Regions from separate parts of the Homo sapiens genome. Here all the other regions are linked to region 3. A link is an interaction called in ENCODE POLR2A ChIA-PET data of the cell type or tissue named here. Cell type or tissue: MCF 10A. All regions are shown on one strand. Links, peaks and the distances in the headings refer to the core of each region. The heading gives the core; the rest is flanking DNA. Region 1 has its middle 16 kb from the start of ZBTB34. Region 2 overlaps LOC107987129 (a long non-coding RNA gene). Region 3 has its middle 12 kb from the start of ZBTB43.

Region 1 (5,000 bases), core at 1-5,000, 53 kb before region 3:
GAGCCTCATGGAAAGGAGGGCACGAGCATGGCTCATCCTGAGGACACTGGTGGAGCAATGCTTGATTATATGAAAGGAATTGCTCATTGGAGTTTGGCTGGCATACATGACTGGAAGGTTGCGTGACCACTGCCAGAGGCAAGTCCCATGGAAGAAAACCAGGTTTAGGAGCCTCTGCAATCCTTGTTCTCAGATGGCCCTACTTAGGCTAACAACAGCCCCCCATTAGGCTACTAGGAGTTGGGTTTGCCTCATTTCATCACTGACTTTGAACTTGACCTACCTGGGCTCCTGGTGGCTCCTCCCTCCAGGCACCTGTTCCACACCCAGGAGACCATATTGGTAAGCCTATTATTAGTCACTCAGCCCACGTAGGGAATGCAGCACACACACCACGTCCTAGATCCTATCATTCAGGCTAATCTTCCTGGCAGCTCTGATGAGCTCCTATGAAATCAAGTCCACCAGTCCTCAGCCTGAAATCTGTAGCCCTTCGTGACCTTGTGCAGCAATGCGGTGTCATCATTGTGAGCTGGGGTGCTAGCGTCAGACAACCTAGTTCAGAATTCCAGCTCCATCACTTAACCTGTCTCAGCCTCAGTTTCCCCTGTCAAGCTGGGTTGTAGTATGGACCTAATGAGATTACACATCTGGAAGGTAGCACACAGCCTGGCATAAGTAAATGCTCGGAAGTTGATATACATTACTATGGTAACAATATGGCCCTCAACCTACCTTTCCTACTGTATTTCCACAGCTACCTCCACACTTTCCCACCTCCGTACCTTTCTTCATACTTTGGTGTTGGCAGTGGATGGCCTCTTCTTCACTCCAATCCACATTTCCCAAGGTCAGAATTCCAGCCATTCTTCCTGCGTCTTTCCTAGGTATTCTGTTCCTACATGAGAGTCCGTGGTACTTCTCATTAGCATTGGAGAGGGACCACTCTTACCTGTCTTTAGAATGTGAACTCCAGGATAGGAGGGATTTAAAAAATCTATTTTATTTACTGCTGTATCTCCAGTGCTTAGAACATCACACAGCATTAGGCTCTTATGGTTTTTTGAAAGCATGACTCTGCCTACTAGATGGATACTGCTGTTTGAGGGTCTGATTTATTCTACAGCTTCCATGCTGCCCTTGTGAAGTCAACGTGCTGAACTATGGCAGGTGAAACATAAGAAAAAGGTTCTGCTCAAATAGGGGAATGGGAAAAGCCTAGGAGGCAGAAATAGAAACCTTTGATGGAGAAGTTTTGCCCCTTTTCAAAGTCAGGTGATAAGTTATGAGTTAACTGAAAGCACCCAGCAAAGGAGATGTGATTGAAGATAGCTACACAGCTATTACAAGAAGTGGCCTTAACTTTGGTCTTGTCCTACAGATCAATTAATTTCAGTAGCTTGGACCATATTCACAGTTAAGAGTGTCCCAGTTAGGCCGGGCACGGTGGCTCATGCCTGTAATCCCAGCACTTTGGGAGGCCGAGGTGGGTGGATCACGAGGTCAGGGGTTCGAGAACAGCCTGGCCAACATGGTGAAACCCCGTCTCTACTAAAAATACAAAAATTAGCCAGGCACGTTGGCGCATGCCTGTAATCCCACCTACTAGGGAGGCTGAGGCAGAAGAATTGCTCGAACCCGGGAGGCAGAGGTTGCACTGAGCTGAGATTGTGCCACTGCACTCCAGCCTGGGCAACAGAGCGAGACTCCGTCTCAAAAAAAAAAAAAAAAAGTGTCCTAGTTACCAAGCACAGTTAGCTTTGAGAATTGTTCTCTGTAAGTTGATGGTTAAATTTTATTTATAGGTCTGGATTCATAAGGTTTAGCCAATTATGAGACACAGACAGCAAGGGACCTATCTACTTTGTGTACTGATTTTCACAACCCCTGAAGACAGGGAAATCACCATTGTAGACCCAGCCCAGAGTCAAAGCTGATGGTCAATAAATATTTGGTAAATAAAGGAGTGAATGACTAAGCCAAAGAACAGACTCTGGAAGGATATAAAGCTACTTTTGAGGTCCCCCATATATTTGCACTACTATCAATTTTTTTTTTTTTTTTTGAGATGGAGTTTTGCTCTCATTGCCCAGGCTGGAGTGCAATGGCACCATCTCGGCTCACTGCAGTCTCCGCCTCCTGGGTTCAAGCAATTCTCCTGCCTCAGCCTCCCGAGTAGCTGGGATTACAGGCATGTGCCACCATGCCCAGCTAATTTTTTGTATTTTTAGTAGAGACGGAGTTTCTCCAAGTTGGTCAGGCTGGTCTCGAACTCCCGACCTCAGGTGATCCGCCCGCCTCGGCCTCCCAAAATGCTGGGATTACAGGCATCAATTGTATATTTTTTTGAAGAATAAATGTAAATGCATTAAGCATTACTGAATTCATAATAGTTTTGTGATTTTGAATTTTTCTTGACCAACTATTATGTGGTGGAGGGGATGCTCTGCAAAATTTTCTAATGTCCAAAACAGGCCGGGCACAGTGGCTCAAGCCCGTAATCCCAGCACTTTGGGAGGCTGAGGCGGGTGGATTTCCTGAGCTGAGGAGTTTGAAACCAGCCTGGGCAACATGGCGAAACCCCATCCCTACTGAAAATACAAAAAAAAAAAACCCCAAAAAACCAGTTATGGTGGTGCGCACCTGTAATCCCAGCTACTCGGGAGGCTGAGACACGAGAATTGCTTGAACCCAGGAGGCAGAGGTTGCAGTGAGCCGAGATCATGCCACTGCACTCCAGCCCGGGCGACAGAGTGAGACTCTGTCTCGTTCATTCATTCATTAATAAATAAATAAATATCCATCCTTCCACAGTACTTGAAAAGATTGGAAACAGTTGTCCTAAGATGCTTCTGAAGCCCCTGCCAGCAGAACTGCATGGCACCTCCTTGGCAGAGCTCCCTGTGTGAGTCACAGACTTCACTCCTGCCCTTTCTAACTTCGGGTGGTCTGAACAGGCTCACACCATACTCTTCAGAGCTGACTCACACGAAACAGTTTTTTATTACATATAACCTCCTAAGTTATCTAGCCCACATTCTGTGTTTCCTGACTACAACGTGCTACTGTCACTTGGAGCTCAGATTGGTGAAATCACAATTTGAAAGTTGTCCAAAAGCAACTTTCGGTCCTTAATCAATTGCCACAAATTTCAGTATTAGATGAAGCACCAAATAACATGTAACCATCTGCTTTAGATTGTGCCAAAACCTCACTGAAAATATGCCCTTCTAGAACAAGCTTCCCAGCAGAAATTAACAACAAAATTAGTCAATTTTTATAACTATAGTTCTGGTATATTTAATCGAGAATGTGTCAATTCCATTTATTCTACCTCCAAAGCTAGTTGCCAGCTGTCATTCTCTTGACACACACTGACTCTACCAGAAACCCTTTTCTGATCAATCCCACTGCCACCTTCTGCCTAACTTACATAAACCAGTGTCCAGTATTTCAGCTGTCTGCTGAGATATAAAATCTTTCATTTGGGTTAGAAAAGAAGACCCATACTTATCTCAGAATTCTCAGGTAACAGGCAATTTTGGCAACACTTAGGTGACATTCAGTTGGAAGAGGGCACTTCGTAACATTGTTGTGTGCCTGTACTTCCTAAGATCTTGGAAGCAAAAAGTTCATGGCTGTAACTGGTAAAGACTCAACAGTGAATCTGCATTCATTAAAAAAAAAAAAAAAAAATCAGCAGTATTGATTGAGTGTGGAACAGGACTGTGCCAGGAACGGGCAGACAATGAAGTCATAGTTCCTGTTTCGGAGGAGCCTGCTGTCTAGCAGGGGACATGTGGGTGTGTGTGGCGGGGAGGGGAGTGAAGATGGATGGTATATACAAAATTACCAAGTGACAAGTGCCACAGCAGAGCCAAGTTCAAAATGAAATGGGGCCAGGCGTGCTGGTTCACCCCTGTAATCCCAGCACTTTGGGAGGCCGAGGTGGGTGGATCACTTGAGGTCAGGACTTCTAAGACCAGCCTGGCCAACATGGTGAGACCCTGTCTCCACTAAAAATACAAAAATTAACCAGGCGTAGTGGGAGGCATCTGTAGTCCCAGCTACTCGGGAGGCTGCGGTAGCAGAATCGCTGGAATGCAGGTGGTGGAGGTAGCAGTGAGTCAAGATCATGCCACTGCACTCCAGCCTGGGGGGACAGAGGGAGACTCTCCATCTCAAAAAAAAAAAAAAAAAAAATTGAAATGGGATCACTGAGTGCTAAGCAGCTGGGTGGGATGCTCAGGGAAGGTGTCTTGGCAATGATTTTTGCAGAGCCTAGAACAATAGAAAGGAGCTCACCCAGGAGGGGAAAAGTCACAGGGGAGTGAATAGAAAAGAGGAGGAGGGAATATTCAAGGCAGAATCATCATGGAAGAGCCAAGAGAAGCCTTAGGAGAGTACCCAGGTCCCAAGTGGGGAGCAGAGGAACAGAACCAACAAGAGGGCTGGTGTCAGATCTGGAAGGGCCTTGGAGGCCAAGCTGAGGAGCTGAGATCCTGTCAGGCGGACCTCACGTGGGAGATGATGGCATCAGATCTGCTTAGGAGGAGGCCTTGGAGCAGTCAAGGGCAGAAGACTACGTGTGGAGTTGAGGCTGCTGTGAGGGAGTGGCTGTCCCAGAGCAAATGGGAACAGGGTAGGCCAGCTTGGGGCCCAAAAACGTGGAGATAAGCAGGTTCTGCTGGTGTTGAGACCCACAGTCTCTTGGAGATAAACACTAGGGCAATGGTCAGGGGCCCAGATAAACCCCTGGCCTTTAGAACCCCTCTCTAGGGCGCCAGCAGGCAGAGTGGGGTTTCCTCTGACATTCTGGGCCCTTGGGCCGGCAGTCACAAGATAGCAACAGGGCACGCGTAGCTAGCTCAGTGGGGCCCAGGACACCGGCTGCCTGGGTTTCTTACATCTGTGAAAGTTAGTGTTCTCCTGTTAGATAGGGACGGCAATGTCACCTACCTGGCAGGGTTGGTGTCAGGGTGAAGGCTTAATCCATGGAA
Region 2 (6,606 bases), core at 740-5,739, 66 kb after region 3:
AAAATAAATTATAAATATTAATCTAATAATATTGAATCAAACCAAATCTAATAACATTTAATAATTAATATCTAAGTAAGTGAACTGTGTTTATGAATGAAAAGACTCAGTATTATAAGAATAGTAAGTCCCCACAAATTAATATAGAAATTAAATGGAATTCCAACCAAAGACATAGCAAGTTTTTTTTTTTTTTTAAGGAAGTCCGTCAATTGATCTTAAAATTCCTGTGAGGATAAGAGCCAAGAACAGTCGAGACAATTTTAAAGAGGAGGAACAAGGGGGAGGGTAGGTACACACTTAGCCATGCTGTATTAGGGTAACACTAGCTGCTGAAACAAACAAACCTCAACATATTTAAGGCCCAAGCGTAATAAAAGTTTATTTCTAGGCCAGGCACGGTGGCTTACGCCTGTAATCCTAGCACTTTGGGAGGCCAAGGTGGGTGGATCACGAGGTCAAGATATCGAGACCATCCTGGCCAACATGGCAAAACCCCGTCTCTACTAAAAACACAAAACTTAGCTGGACATGGTGGTGCACACCTGTAGTCCCAGCTACTCGGGAGCCTGAGGCAGGAGAATCGCTTGAACCCAGGAGATGGAGGTTGCAGTGAGCTGAGATTGCACCACTGCACTCCAGCCTGGCAACAGAGCAAGACTCCATCAAAAAAAAAATAATAATAAAAAAGAAAATAATAATAATAATTTATTTCCAGCTGGTGTAAAATCCAAAATGGACATTTCTTTTCAGTGGGCAGCTTTCTTTATGTAGCAATTTGGAGACTCAGGCTTCTTCCATTCTGGGATCCCATCTTTCAAGGTCATTATGCTTGTTTGCATCAAGGTGGTGGGAGGAGAAAGAGGATGAAGGGTCATGCATGGGACATTTTATAGGCAATGCCTAGAAATGGTGTACGTTGTTTCCATTCACATCAGTGGTCAGAACTCACTTAAGTGGCCACATCTACTTACAAGAGAGGTTGTGAGATGGAGCCCAGTTGTGGTACCAAGAACAAGAGGAAATAGGTGTAGTGAAGAGCTAGCCAGTCTCTGTTGCATCTGCCCACGATCAAGATTTCTTATACGGATACAGTCATTAAAACTGTGTGGGTGGGGCAAAGGATAAACAAGTAGATCAGTAGAACAAAAAACAGAGCCCAGAAACTGACTTCCATATGTCAGAGAAAACTCTGTATATACCCGTGACAGCTTCACTAATCAGTGCAGAAGTGGGGAGCCATGTAATATATAGTGCTGGAAGAACTGGCTATCAATATGAAAGCCAATATAAAATAATATGTAATATTTGGAAGATCATATATAGAAATAAATTCTAGGTGATTGAAGGCCTAAATGCAAAAAAAAAAAAAAATCAAAGCATTTAAAATAGAAGAAATCAGCTGGGTGAGGTGGCTCACACCTGTAATCCCAGCAATTTGGGAGGCCGAGGAGGGTGGATCACCTGAGGTCAGGAGTTTGGGACCAGCCTGACCAACATGATGAAACTCCATCTTGACTAAAAATACAAAAATTAGCTGGGTGTGGTAGCGTGCACCTGTAGTCCCAGCTACTCGGGAGGCTGGGGCAGGAGAATCACTGGAAACTGGGAGGCAGAGTTTGCAGTGGGCTGAGATTGTACCACTGCACTCCAGCCTGGGTGACAGAGCGAGACTCCATCTCAAAAAATAAATAAATACAAATAAAAAATAAAATAGAAGAAATTATTAAAGAATATCTCATGGTCTTGTTTAGGGAAAAATTTCTTAAGTATTGGAAAGAAAGAAGGAAGGAAGGAAAGAGGAAAGGACAGAAGGAAAGAAGGAAGGAAGGAATAAAAGGAGAAAGGAAGGAGAGAAGGGAAGAAAGGAAGGAAAGAGGGAGGGAGGGAGGGAGGGAGGAAGAAAAGCACTAACTCTGAAGACTGATAAATCTGACTCTTCATTCTGTTCTATTGTTTTATTTGCCTATCCTTGTGCCAAAACCATTATATATAAAGGCATCCTAAATTTAAAAAAGTTTTTACATCCATTGAAGTACAGAAAAAAATTTATCAAAATTACTGAGTTGATTTTATATGTTTTGACCATGAAAAACTAAGAATGTGCAGTGATGGATTTGTTAATTAGCTTGCTTTGATCATTCCACAATTTAAACATATATCAAAACATCACATTGTACCCCATAAATATATAATATATACGGCTATTTTTTATCATCTAAAAATGAAATAAAATTTGAAATAACACTCTTCAAAAGTATTTTAAAACCACAAAGTCGGAGAAAATATTTTCACAATAAAAAATGTAAAGGATTTATATTCAGTTTATGTAAACAACTTCTTCAGTCCAATAAGGTAAAGACAAACAACCAGCAGAAAAATAGACAAAGGGTGCGAACAGCAAATACGCAAAGGAGAAAATGGGAATTTCCCATAACAAATGAAAAGATGCTCAACTACTTCATTCATAATTGGGTGAAGACCCCCACAGTTAAAAGATTAACAAGATATCATATCACATCCTTCAAATGGGCAAAAATTTAAAAGTCTGGCAGTAGCAAGTATTAGTAAGGATGTGGAGAAATGAAGATTTGCGCACTGCTGGTGGCAGGGTAAATTAGGGCAACAACTTTGGAGAGCAATTTGGAAATACAATTTGACAATATACACACCCTGGCACCAAGCAATTCCACTCCTTAGTGTATGCGCCAGAGCCATTTTGCTGTAATACACAAACAGACATGCATGAGGATGATCATTTGTAATTGCAACAAAACCAGAAAACAATCTGTATGTCTACAAACAGTGGGGTAAATAAAGAAATTTCAGTCGTTTTGTACAACGGGCTACTTATCATCAGATAAAAGGAATGAACAAAAGCTACATATATCAATGTGGACAAATCCTAGAAAATAATGTTTAGTGAAAAGTTGGGAATGATTCTGTTCAGGTAAATATGTACATGATAGTTTATAACAACTTATGTAAATACACAAAATAATGCTACATTTTTACAGGTACCTTTATAGTAAAAGTGTAAACATGAGAACAGGCAGAATAAACACCAGCTAAAAACAGTAGTTGGCCGAGCTTGGTGGCTCATGCCTGTAATTCCAGCACTTTGGGAGGCTGAGGCGGGAGGATCACCTGAGGTCGGGAGTTTGAGACCAGCTTGACCAACATGGAGAAACCCCATCTCTACTAAAAATACAAAATTAGCTGGGTGTCGTGGTGTATGCCTGTAATCCCAGCTACTCAGGAAAGGCTGAGGCAGGAGACGCTTGAACCCAGGAGGCAGAGGTTGCAGTGAGCTGAGATCGAGCCATTGCACTCCAGCCTGGGCAACAAGAGCAAAACTCCATCTCAAAAAAACAAAAAGAAAACAAAAACAAAAAACCGTAGTCACTTCTGAGTCAGTAGGTGTGAAGAAGGTAGTAAAAAGAGACAAGGAAGGCACAATCAGATAGATATAATAAGGCACAAATCTTTTTTCTTTTTTTTTTTTTCTTGAGAAGGGGTCTTGCTCTATCACCCAGGCTGTAGTGCAGTGGCACAATCACAGCTCACTGCAGCCTCGACCTTATGGCTCAAGAGATCCTCCTGCCTCAGCCTTCCAAGTAGCTGGGACTACAGGTGTGTACCACCACGTCCTGCTAATTTATTTTATTTTATTTTCAGTAGAGACAATGTCTCACTATGTTTTCCAGGCCGCCAGGCACCCATATTTAAAAAAAAAAAAATCCAGCAGTGGTTCTGATGGAAACCCTGGATAAAGAACAATCACCTAAGGCCCTGGGTTCCAATCATGGTGTTGAATCCCTGGCTCAGGTAAGCGGGAACAAGCCTTTACCTGCCTAGCATGTGCAGGGGTAGGAACTCCTTCCTTATGACAGACAATCCCTGGTCCTCCAGCCTGCAGCCACACGGAAACAAAGGAGAGGGCACACACAGGTGGACTGGTTCTAGGAAAGCTCCGCTCCCAGACTTCACCCTCCAGTAATAACCTTGGCCTTAACCACCTACGTTGGCTCCTCAGAGGTGTGGCTTAGCTGTAGGTTAGGGAAGAGAGGAACCTGAGCTTTCCTAGAGGCCAAAAGCGTGGCCTCTAGGAAAAAGAATAGTAATGAAAACAATGACTTCCAGAGCACTTCCAAAGTGCCAGACACTGCAGAAATGACGGGCCCAACGTCCCTAAGCCAGGGGGTGGCAAAGTCAGGATTCAAGTCCAGGTCCTTCATTCAGACTCCCTAAGACTGGCTCTTAATCACTGTGCCACAGGAACCTTGGGTCATTAAACCTTCATGGTGTGGCCCAAACCGGTTTCCTCTCCTTACTGCCTGCCCATGACTGCCCTGCTTGCCTGCCCCGGAGAGTGTACTCTCCTCCAAGCACATGGAGCACCCCGTGGTGGCGATGATGCTGTTGACAGCTGCATGCCTTTCTTCTTACTGTGGTCCTTCCTGCCTGGTGCCATCTATGTGGCAAGGCCTCATTGTTCCTCAGGGCTCTACAGAATGCACCAGGCTCTTGGCTGCTTACCTCTGCCTCCCCTATTTCAGCTGTGCGCTCTCAAAGGTGGGGACCGACTGACTTATCTCTCTATCCCCAGCTGATGAATAGAGGGGATGAGTGATACACGAATGAGTGAATGAATGAATGGTAATGGTGATGGGAATCAAATGGCAGCAACGCGGAAGAGGGAGATGCGGTGCCTGTAACCATGGTAACGATGATGTCGCTGAGTGATAATGCTAGGAAGATGGTAACCATGGTAACACTGATGGTGAGGCCTGCTCGGACAGTCCTGGCGCCTCAGCTGCCGTGGTCCATGCCAAGCCCGACCTGCTCAGTGGCCGAACAAGATGCTAAGCACAATTAGCAATTGCTGTTCTGTTCCCTGTCCCAAGACCCCCGCCCAGGGCTGAGTTTCACGGTAGTCAAACCCTCTTCCTGAGTGGCTCCAAGACTCAGGAAAGAACACATGTTTGGGGGGCGGGAGGGGTGGCGTGCAGCTTGCATGCATGTGTATGTGCGTGCGCGGAAGAGGCTGTGTGATGGGCAAGTGGGTAAGGTGTGGTGTGCGCTAAGGGCAGTCCTGCTGGTGCTAGCGCCAGGGGACTGGGAAGAGGAACGGTTCCCTTCGTGCGCGCCGGGCTGATGCGTGGGGGGCGCCGCGTGAGTGCGCCGGTGGCTGGGAGTCCGGCGGCCGCGTGTGTGGCAGCGGAGCGGTGTTTCTGGGAGGGGCGCCAGGTTCCGGGGCTGGGGGGTGGGGAGCTCCGCCCCATCCATCACCCGGAGCGCAGCGAGCCAGGCGGATATCACGGTGTCAGGCGGCTCTGCTCGCAGATCTTATCCTCTTCATTTCCGCCCGAGCCTAGCCCGCCCGCGCGGGCTCCCTGAAGGCTCCATCCATCACCTGGGATCGACGGGGCGGCCCGGGGAAGGGGGTCTCAGACTGTGCGGGGAGGGAGGGAGCGGTGGGAACCAGACCCACCATGGACACCGAGAAAGGAGAGGGACAAGTTTTTAGTGGGGCAGGGGGGTCTGGGTTTGCTTTTCCACGTGGGGGAGGGGACGCTCTCTGCCCTGGAGGGGGAGAGCTTCTCGGGCCAGCTCGGCCCCCGCCTGGGACTGGGGCCGTTGGCTGGGTCCCGATCCCCGAGTGCCTGGGGCAGCGCTGGAAAGGGAGAGAGCCCTCGCCCGCCCGGGGAGAGGCTGCTGTGCGCGGGGCCCGCACCTGGACCCTCCAGGGTGACCTGGGGCCTGGGCAGCGCGGGCGGGGGCGGGCGCCCCGGGGGGAGGCCTTATTTCATTTCCCCGCGCCGCTGAGGTTTCTGCGAAGTGTCTCTCTCACCTCTTTAAATTTTACGGCGCTTGGCCCATGGCCGCCGGGCCCCGCCCTGGGGAGGAAGCGGGTGCTGGCTCTGGGAGCCTCCCCGGCCGAGGGGTGGCCCCACCAGGCCGGGTGCGGGTCAGGCCCGGGGCGTCCGAACTCCGAGGGGCGCCCGGCCTGTGCCCTACTCTGGTTCCCGGGGCCTTCCCGGAGGGGGTCTGGGCTGTCGGGGCCCAGGGGGCGGGGCTGGCCTCGGAACGTCTCCGTCCGGCCCCGCCCCCTTTCTGGGCCTCGTCTCGGGCCACGCCTCTCCCCTGCTCCCGGGGAGCGCAGCGGGGTGGGCGGTGGGAGGGGACTGCTGGGGGAGGGAGTCAGAGGAGCAGAAATCCGGGCCAGCCTGGAAGCCCAGTTGCCACCGCCACCCCCAACTTCCCCTGGGGGCAGAGCGGTGTTCCCAAGACCTGAGTCAGGGCGGAATACTCCAGTCGAGCCAGGCAGGCCAGCCAGGTCCCCGAGGCCGGCCCGGGCTGGCACCTGCCTGGAGACCAGGTTGGGGGCTGGAGGTAAAGGGAGGGGCATGGGGTGGCCTCTGGGTCTCAGCGCTCTTCCTTCAGAACCCTGAGGTAACTGACCAGTATCAATCTGGAGACAGTGGGGAACCTGCCCTAGGTGTGGGCGTGAGAGGCGTGTGGCCTGGGAGTGGGGTCGAAGGAGGAGAGGGGCACATGAACAGGAGATAAGTGTGAACAAGAGGGGCCTGAGGGAAGAGGGGC
Region 3 (6,383 bases), core at 1,384-6,383:
TATAGACTCAATGTACTTACTGGCACTTTAGGGGTATTAAAATTTTGTGGGACCATACCCTTAATACCTTTTAATCTTTCTAGAAGCCTTTTTTGTCAGCTGAAAGGATCCACGCCCTTGATTTAATTTTTGTCCCTAAATCGTATTTTGATATAAGAATCTTGGTTTTTTTTGTTTGTTTGTTTTTGTTTTTTTTTTTTTTTAGTAGAGATGGGGTTTCACTGTGTTAGCCAGGATGGTCTCGATCTCCTGACCTCGTGATCCACCTGCCTCAGCCTCCCAAAGTGCTGGGATTACAGGCGTGAGCCACCGCACCCGGCCTTGATATAAGAATCTTCTACTGTCTGGAGAGGTTGGACATTATTTTTATTTTTCCAACCTAGCAATTTCTGGACTCCATATTCTCCCTAATTATTGCTTGTGAAATTGGCCATTTCTTTTCTGAGCACATCTCTTTCTTATAGTAGTGTCTTTTCAAATTTATCTAACACCAAGAAAGTCCTACTTTTTTTTTTTTTTTTTTTTTTTTGAGACAGAGTCTCTCTCTGTTGCCCAGGCTGGAGTGCAGTGGCATGATCTTGGCTCACTGCAACGTCTGTCTCCCGGGTTCAAGCAATTCTCCTGCGTCAGCCTCCTGAGTAGCTGGGACCACAGGCCGTGCCACCACACCTGGCCAATTTTTATATTTTTAGTAGAGATGGGGTTTCACCATGTTGGCCAGGCTGGTCTCGAACTCCCGACCTCAGGTGATCCACCTGCCTCGTCCTCCCAAAGTGCTGGGATTACAGGCTTGAGCCACCATGGCCCGCCAAGAAAGTCCTACTTTTGACGTTTTGCCTCTAAATGTCTTCTCCCAACTCTAAAACTTCATTAGATACATTTTTCTCATTCAAATCTTCATACACAGGAGTTTTACTAAATGTTTCCCACTACTTAACACAGGCTGCCTTTTCCTGTTTCCTATAAGTTTTCTCACCACTTTCCAGCCCCCCGTAAATATTTCCTTGTTGCTTATTGCCTGGTCCCAAACCCAATGCCTCATATTTGAAGTTTTTATTATGGCAGGCTCCCAGTTTCAGCGCCGATGACTGTGTCCGCCTGCTGTTATTACAAAACAATCCACCGCAAGGCTCAGTGGCTTACAACAGTAATTACCTATTCTCATTTGTGTGTCTGCAGATCAGTTAAGGGCTGGCTGGTTTAAGCTGGGCTCAACTGGGCAGCTCTGCTTCAGGCTGTGGGACCAGCTGGACACCCCAGGAGTTGTGGGGAGCTACTGGAAGAGACACCCTTTTGTTGGATGGTGTGGGAGGATGCGAGGTCAGGAACCATTGCAGCCATTTTATTTCTGTAAGGAGAGAGCCTGGAATTGCAAGAGCCTGTGTGAGGGGGCTGGAAATGAAGTTGACAGCAAGAAAGATATAAAACACAGGTAGGGAAAAGTCAGTGTCTTGGTGAGAATCTGGATCCAGCTTCACCTCACCAGACCCAGGTGAACCAACACATTCCCTTCATTGCTCATCAGTTTGCAATTTTGTTTTTGTTTTTGTTTCTTTACAATCAAGACACTCTTAACTGACACACAGGCTGTGAGGTGGTTGCTCGGGGGAGTGGTTGGAGGAGTCACCCACTCTTTCTTCCAGGGTTCTGGCTTTTGGGACATGTGTGCACATGTCTGGGTAGACATTCTAAGCTGCACAGAACAGAAATGGAGTCTGGCTGATTACAGTAGAAAAAGAATTCACTAAAAGGATCTGATCCCCAAGAGGGCTGGAAAATCGAGCTCTGTGACTATGCAGCCAAGCCGCACCCACAATCAGGCCACAGAACTGGGGTGGCCAGAACACTGCTGCCACCACCATGGCCACCACTTTTGCCAGTGCGGTTGCTGCTGCCAACTGGATCCCCCGTCCCCTCCAGTCTGCACTGCGCTGCCCCTGCTACTTTGGAAGCAGATCTTGCTGCCACCACTGCCCTCATGTGCCACTAGCTGCCGAGTCAGAGTCCTCTGGTTGGCTGAGGCTGGCCAGCGTCTGCTCCCTGGCTGCAAGGGAGGCTGAGGAAGCAACAAACTGGCCCTTTGGGCTTCTACAGTGGGGCGTAGTTTCCGCCTCTCTCCAAGTTTTGGAGAATGGGGAATTCCTCAAACACAGGATGGGGTGTCATGCTAGGGAGTCTCAATACAGGGCATAAGGGATTGAGATCAAATAGAGACAATGGCTTCAGCTTTATTCCTGGTAGATCTAAATTGGAGAATGCAACTGGAACCTGGGGCCAAAATCTTCCCTCCCCGCTCCCAGAACTGAACTTCTTTTCTCTTTTCTTTTCTTTTTTCGTTTTTTGAGACAGAGTCTTACTCTCTCACCCAGGCTGGAGTGCAATGGCACAGTCATGGCTCACTGTAGCCTTGACCTCCCGGGCTCAGGTGATCCTCCCACCTCAGCCCCTTTAGTAGCTAGGTGTGCCATCACCTGCCCAGCTAATCTTTTGTAGAAACAAAAATACAAACACGGGGTTTCCCTGTGTGGCCCAGACTGGTCTCAAACTCCTGCACTCAAGTGATCCATCCACCCTGGCCTCCCAAAGTGCTGAGATTGGGAGTGCTCACAGGCGTGAGCCACCATGCCCAGCCTCCAGAACAGAATTTCTCTCCTGGCTGTAGGAGAGCCCTCTTCCTGGAGCAGGGATGCTCTGCCTTGCTGAGATACTGCTTGACATCGGGAACAGAAACAAGGGACAAGCTGTTGATGAGGGCAGGTCCAGGGGAGGCCAGTGTCTGAGCTGTCACCTGTCCTCTGCCTCCCCACACAGAGGGGCGGAGGGGTAGGATCCTCTAATGCTATTTCCGTTTGAAGATGGAAAGTTCCATCCATTTCCCAAAGAGGAAACAGCACAAAAACATGGTGTGGTGGGGTGAGAGGGGGCATGAAGGGGTCAAGGGGAGGCAAGCTTTCCCAAGAGGTAAAGTCGGTGATGCAAATGAGAACAGTAGACATTTGCACATTAACTGTATAAGGATGCATATTCTTTTTTTTTTTCAAGACGGAGTCTTGCTTTGTTGCCCAGGCTGGAGTACAGTGGCGTGATCTCAGCTCACTGCAACCTCCACCTCCCAGGTTCAGGCGATTCTTCTGCCTCAGCCTCCCGAGTAGCTGGGACTACAGGTGTGTGCCACCATGCCCAGCTAATTTTTTGTATTTTTAGTAGAGATGGGGTTTCACTATGTTAGCCAGGAATTTCTCAATCTCCTGACCTCGTGATCTGCCTGCCTTGGCCTCCCAAAGTGCTGGGATTATACGTGTGAGTCACCATGCCCGGCCAGAATGCATATTCTTAACATCTACACAAAGCTATGCACTCTCATTTGTCCTTAGATATTGGCTCCTCTATGTGTATTTTTTTGTCCTGCCATTTTTTTTTTTTTTGAGACAGCATCTTGCTCTGTTGTCCAGGCTGGAGTGTAGTGGTGCAATCTCAGCTCACTGCAACCTCCTCCTCCCAGGTTCAACTGATTCTCCTGCTTCAAGTCTCCCAATTAGGCTGCTTCACCATGCCTGGCTAATTTTTAATAGAGACAGGGTTTCACCATGTTGGCCAGGCTGGTCTCAATCTCTTGACCTCAAGTGATCCACCCACCTTGGCCTCCCAAAGTGCTGGGATTACAGGTCTGAGCCACCACGCCTGGCCATCCTGCCACTTCTGAAGGACATGTGACAGGCTGGCTGTCTTCCATTTGGCTCTTCCCACAGATCCTCTCTGCCTCCCCACCCCAAGTCTGTGTTTGGGGGGCTGATTCATATGGACTCTTCTGTCTGCTAGCTTCCAGCTGGTGTGGCCCCTGGGATCCCCAGGGGAGACTGGAGGGAAGGAGGAGTACATTTAAAAAATCATTTTCCGGGCTCCCTTCCTGTGGAGTCCCCGTGGGCTGGCCACAGCCCTTGACCCAGCCTCAGCTCCGTCAGTAAATCTCTCCAGGTCCCCTGTCTGCACCGCTTCAAATTTAGGGTGGCAACAGTCCCCAGTGTTCCTAGCCCCAGGGTACTAAATCATTCCTTCCCTGTTGCTTTTCTTAATCCCTGTTTATACCTTTGTAAATAATCTCATTGCTAAACTCTCCTCAATTACTCAACTTGAGTGTGTCATCTGTTTCCTGCTGGTACTGGAATGATACCTATGGAGTCTGGAAATACTTCTCCACCCAGAGAAAAAACAACAGCTCACATGCACCAGCAAATAGGACTTCAGTGCGTCTCAGATTCCTGAGGCGGTAGGGAAGGGTAGAGAGTGTGACAAACCGAAAGCACATGACCACTCATACATACTCCAGCCTTTTGTTGCCATGACAATGACAGCCCAGTGTTGCCCGTTGTTCTCATTTTTCAAGAGTAGTAAAACATCAAGATTTTTAAAGTAGTACCTCCTGATTTTGTTTTTCTTTTCTTTTTGAGACAGGGTCTCACTCTGTTGTCCAGACAGGAGAACAGTGGCACAATCTTGGCTCACCGCAACCTCCGCCTCCTAGGATCAAGCAATTTGCCTGCCTCAGCCTCCCGAGTAGCTGGGATTACAGGCGCGTGCCACCACACCCAGCCTGTACCTCCTGATTTTTAAATGTTGGCTCAGGCCAGGCACAGTGGCTCATGCCTATAATTCCAGCACTTTTGGAGGCCGAGGTGGGCGGATCACCTGAGGTCAGGAGTTTGAGTCCAGCCTGGCCAACATGGTGAAACCCCATTTCTACTAAAAATACAAAAAGTAGCCAGGCATGGTGGCACATGCTTGTAATCCCAGCTACTTGGAAGGCTGAGGCAGGAGAATCGCTTGAACCCGGGAGGCAGAGATTGCAGTGAGCTGAGATTGCACCACTGCACTAAAAAAAAAAAAAAAAAAAAGCTTGGCTCAAATTTTTTGAAATCTTGGTGTGAGCCAGGCAAACAATCAGGTGGCTGAACTTGGCCCTGGATCACCTTTTCAGTCTCTGTCCTCAGTGTACAGTGTCCTGCCAAGCCCCAAACCCTCCATGGTGCAGAGAGCCTATGGGAAGGACCATAGTGACAGGCCATTAGTAAGACCCTCAGGACCTAGTGGTGGGAGTGGAGAGGCCTGGCCATGCCACCTCCTCCACAGATGCTCCACGGTGGAGCCGCAAGCTCCAATTCCTGCAATGCTGTTCCGCAGCCTGCAGCCTTGCTGTGCTTGCCTGGTCCATCATGTCTAATACGGGTGTCAGCAGAAAGTAAATTAAATCCACTAGGCTGTAATTTGCAAACAAAACATTTTGTGGCAGTAACTCAACAGAGCATTATGTTTTAATCGGGTTTTAAAAATGTTTTAAAAATCATTTTATTGTGCAGAAGCTGGTATCCTAAGAGCTATAACTCCTTAACTAACAGTATGCTAATGCAATACCCTCTAGTCTAGAGGTTCTTGCCAGCTGGGGCATTTATCTTGATGCTCTTAAACCTATGTACTTTCAGAGTCAAAGCACTACACTGCCTTCCCACCACTTGAATAGGGAACCCCAGTACCACCTTCTGCTGCATTTTCTCCTGGCTTTGAAAGAGAAACAAATTTATTCATCTTTTTATTGTATTTATTCATTTGTGTGTTTGTGTATGTATGTATGTATGCATGCATATATGTATTTCTTTGTTTAATGAACACTTGTGTACTGCTATCTATGTCTTTTGCAAATATTAGCCCAGTGAATTCTCTTACAATCCATCAAGGGAGGTGCTATTCTTAGCTCTATTTTTACAGATCAACAAATTAAGGCACAGAGAGGTGAAGTAACTCACTGAAGGTCACACAGCTGGTAAGTGATGGGGATGAGGGTCTGGCTCTTGAATCCACACTCCGAGCTACCTCACTGTACTGTCTCATCTTTCTGCCTCTAGCCCGGTTCCTGAAGCCCCCAGCCCACCCATCTTCCTGCCCTCTCTCCTGCCACTCCTCTCTCATCCTCCAGACATTCACTCATTCCTTTGTTTTATAGATGTCAAGTGTCTGCTGTGTACCAGCCCCTAGGCTAAATGCTGGGAACCCCATATTGAGCTGTTCTGACATGGTTCTTGACAGATGGAGCCCACAGTCTAGGAAGGGAAACAGCCTGGTGCCCAGGTACCTCCATCCCCTGAAACAAAAGGACTACGGTCAGCCCCAGGACCTCCTATGAGCACCTGTGTTAGAAAAATATGCCGCAAGTGGGCCGGGCGCGGTGGCTCACGCCTGTAATCCCAGCACTTTGGGAGGCTGAGGTGGGCGGATCACAAGGTCAGGAGATCGAGACCATCCTGGCTAACACGGTGAAACCCCGTCTCTACTAAAAATACAAAAAATTAGCCGGGCGTGGTGGCGGGCGGCTGTACTCCCAGCTACTCAGG

Evidence for each region. ChIA-PET counts read pairs that join two places held together with the same protein. Peaks named below come from ENCODE experiments on the same cell type or tissue, not always from the same donor. Only the 100,000 strongest peaks of a DNase experiment are listed, where the experiment ranks them.
Region 1: POLR2A ChIA-PET joins it to region 3 with 6 read pairs; 10 of 35 experiments call an interaction of 5 or more read pairs at or near these places.
Region 2: POLR2A ChIA-PET joins it to region 3 with 5 read pairs; 13 of 35 experiments call an interaction of 5 or more read pairs at or near these places.

Annotation. Positions count from the first base shown.
Region 1 is chr9:126,842,252-126,847,251 of GRCh38, reverse strand. No RefSeq gene overlaps it. Among named protein-coding and RNA genes, the nearest start is that of ZBTB34, 16 kb to the left of the region's middle. In MCF 10A, for the core only: no CTCF peak of the experiment used is centred there; a DNase peak (open chromatin) is centred at 2,931.
Region 2 is chr9:126,722,134-126,728,739 of GRCh38, reverse strand. It overlaps LOC107987129 (a long non-coding RNA gene), which reads right to left. Exons shown (of 3, transcript XR_001746936.3): 3 at 3,325-6,606. Among named protein-coding and RNA genes, the nearest start is that of ZBTB43, 80 kb to the left of the region's middle. RefSeq lists silencers at 5,643-5,722, 5,783-6,392. In MCF 10A, for the core only: no CTCF peak of the experiment used is centred there; no DNase peak of the experiment used is centred there.
Region 3 is chr9:126,789,418-126,795,800 of GRCh38, reverse strand. No RefSeq gene overlaps it. Among named protein-coding and RNA genes, the nearest start is that of ZBTB43, 12 kb to the left of the region's middle. RefSeq lists an enhancer at 3,293-3,462. In MCF 10A, for the core only: no CTCF peak of the experiment used is centred there; DNase peaks (open chromatin) are centred at 1,620, 3,310 and 4,160.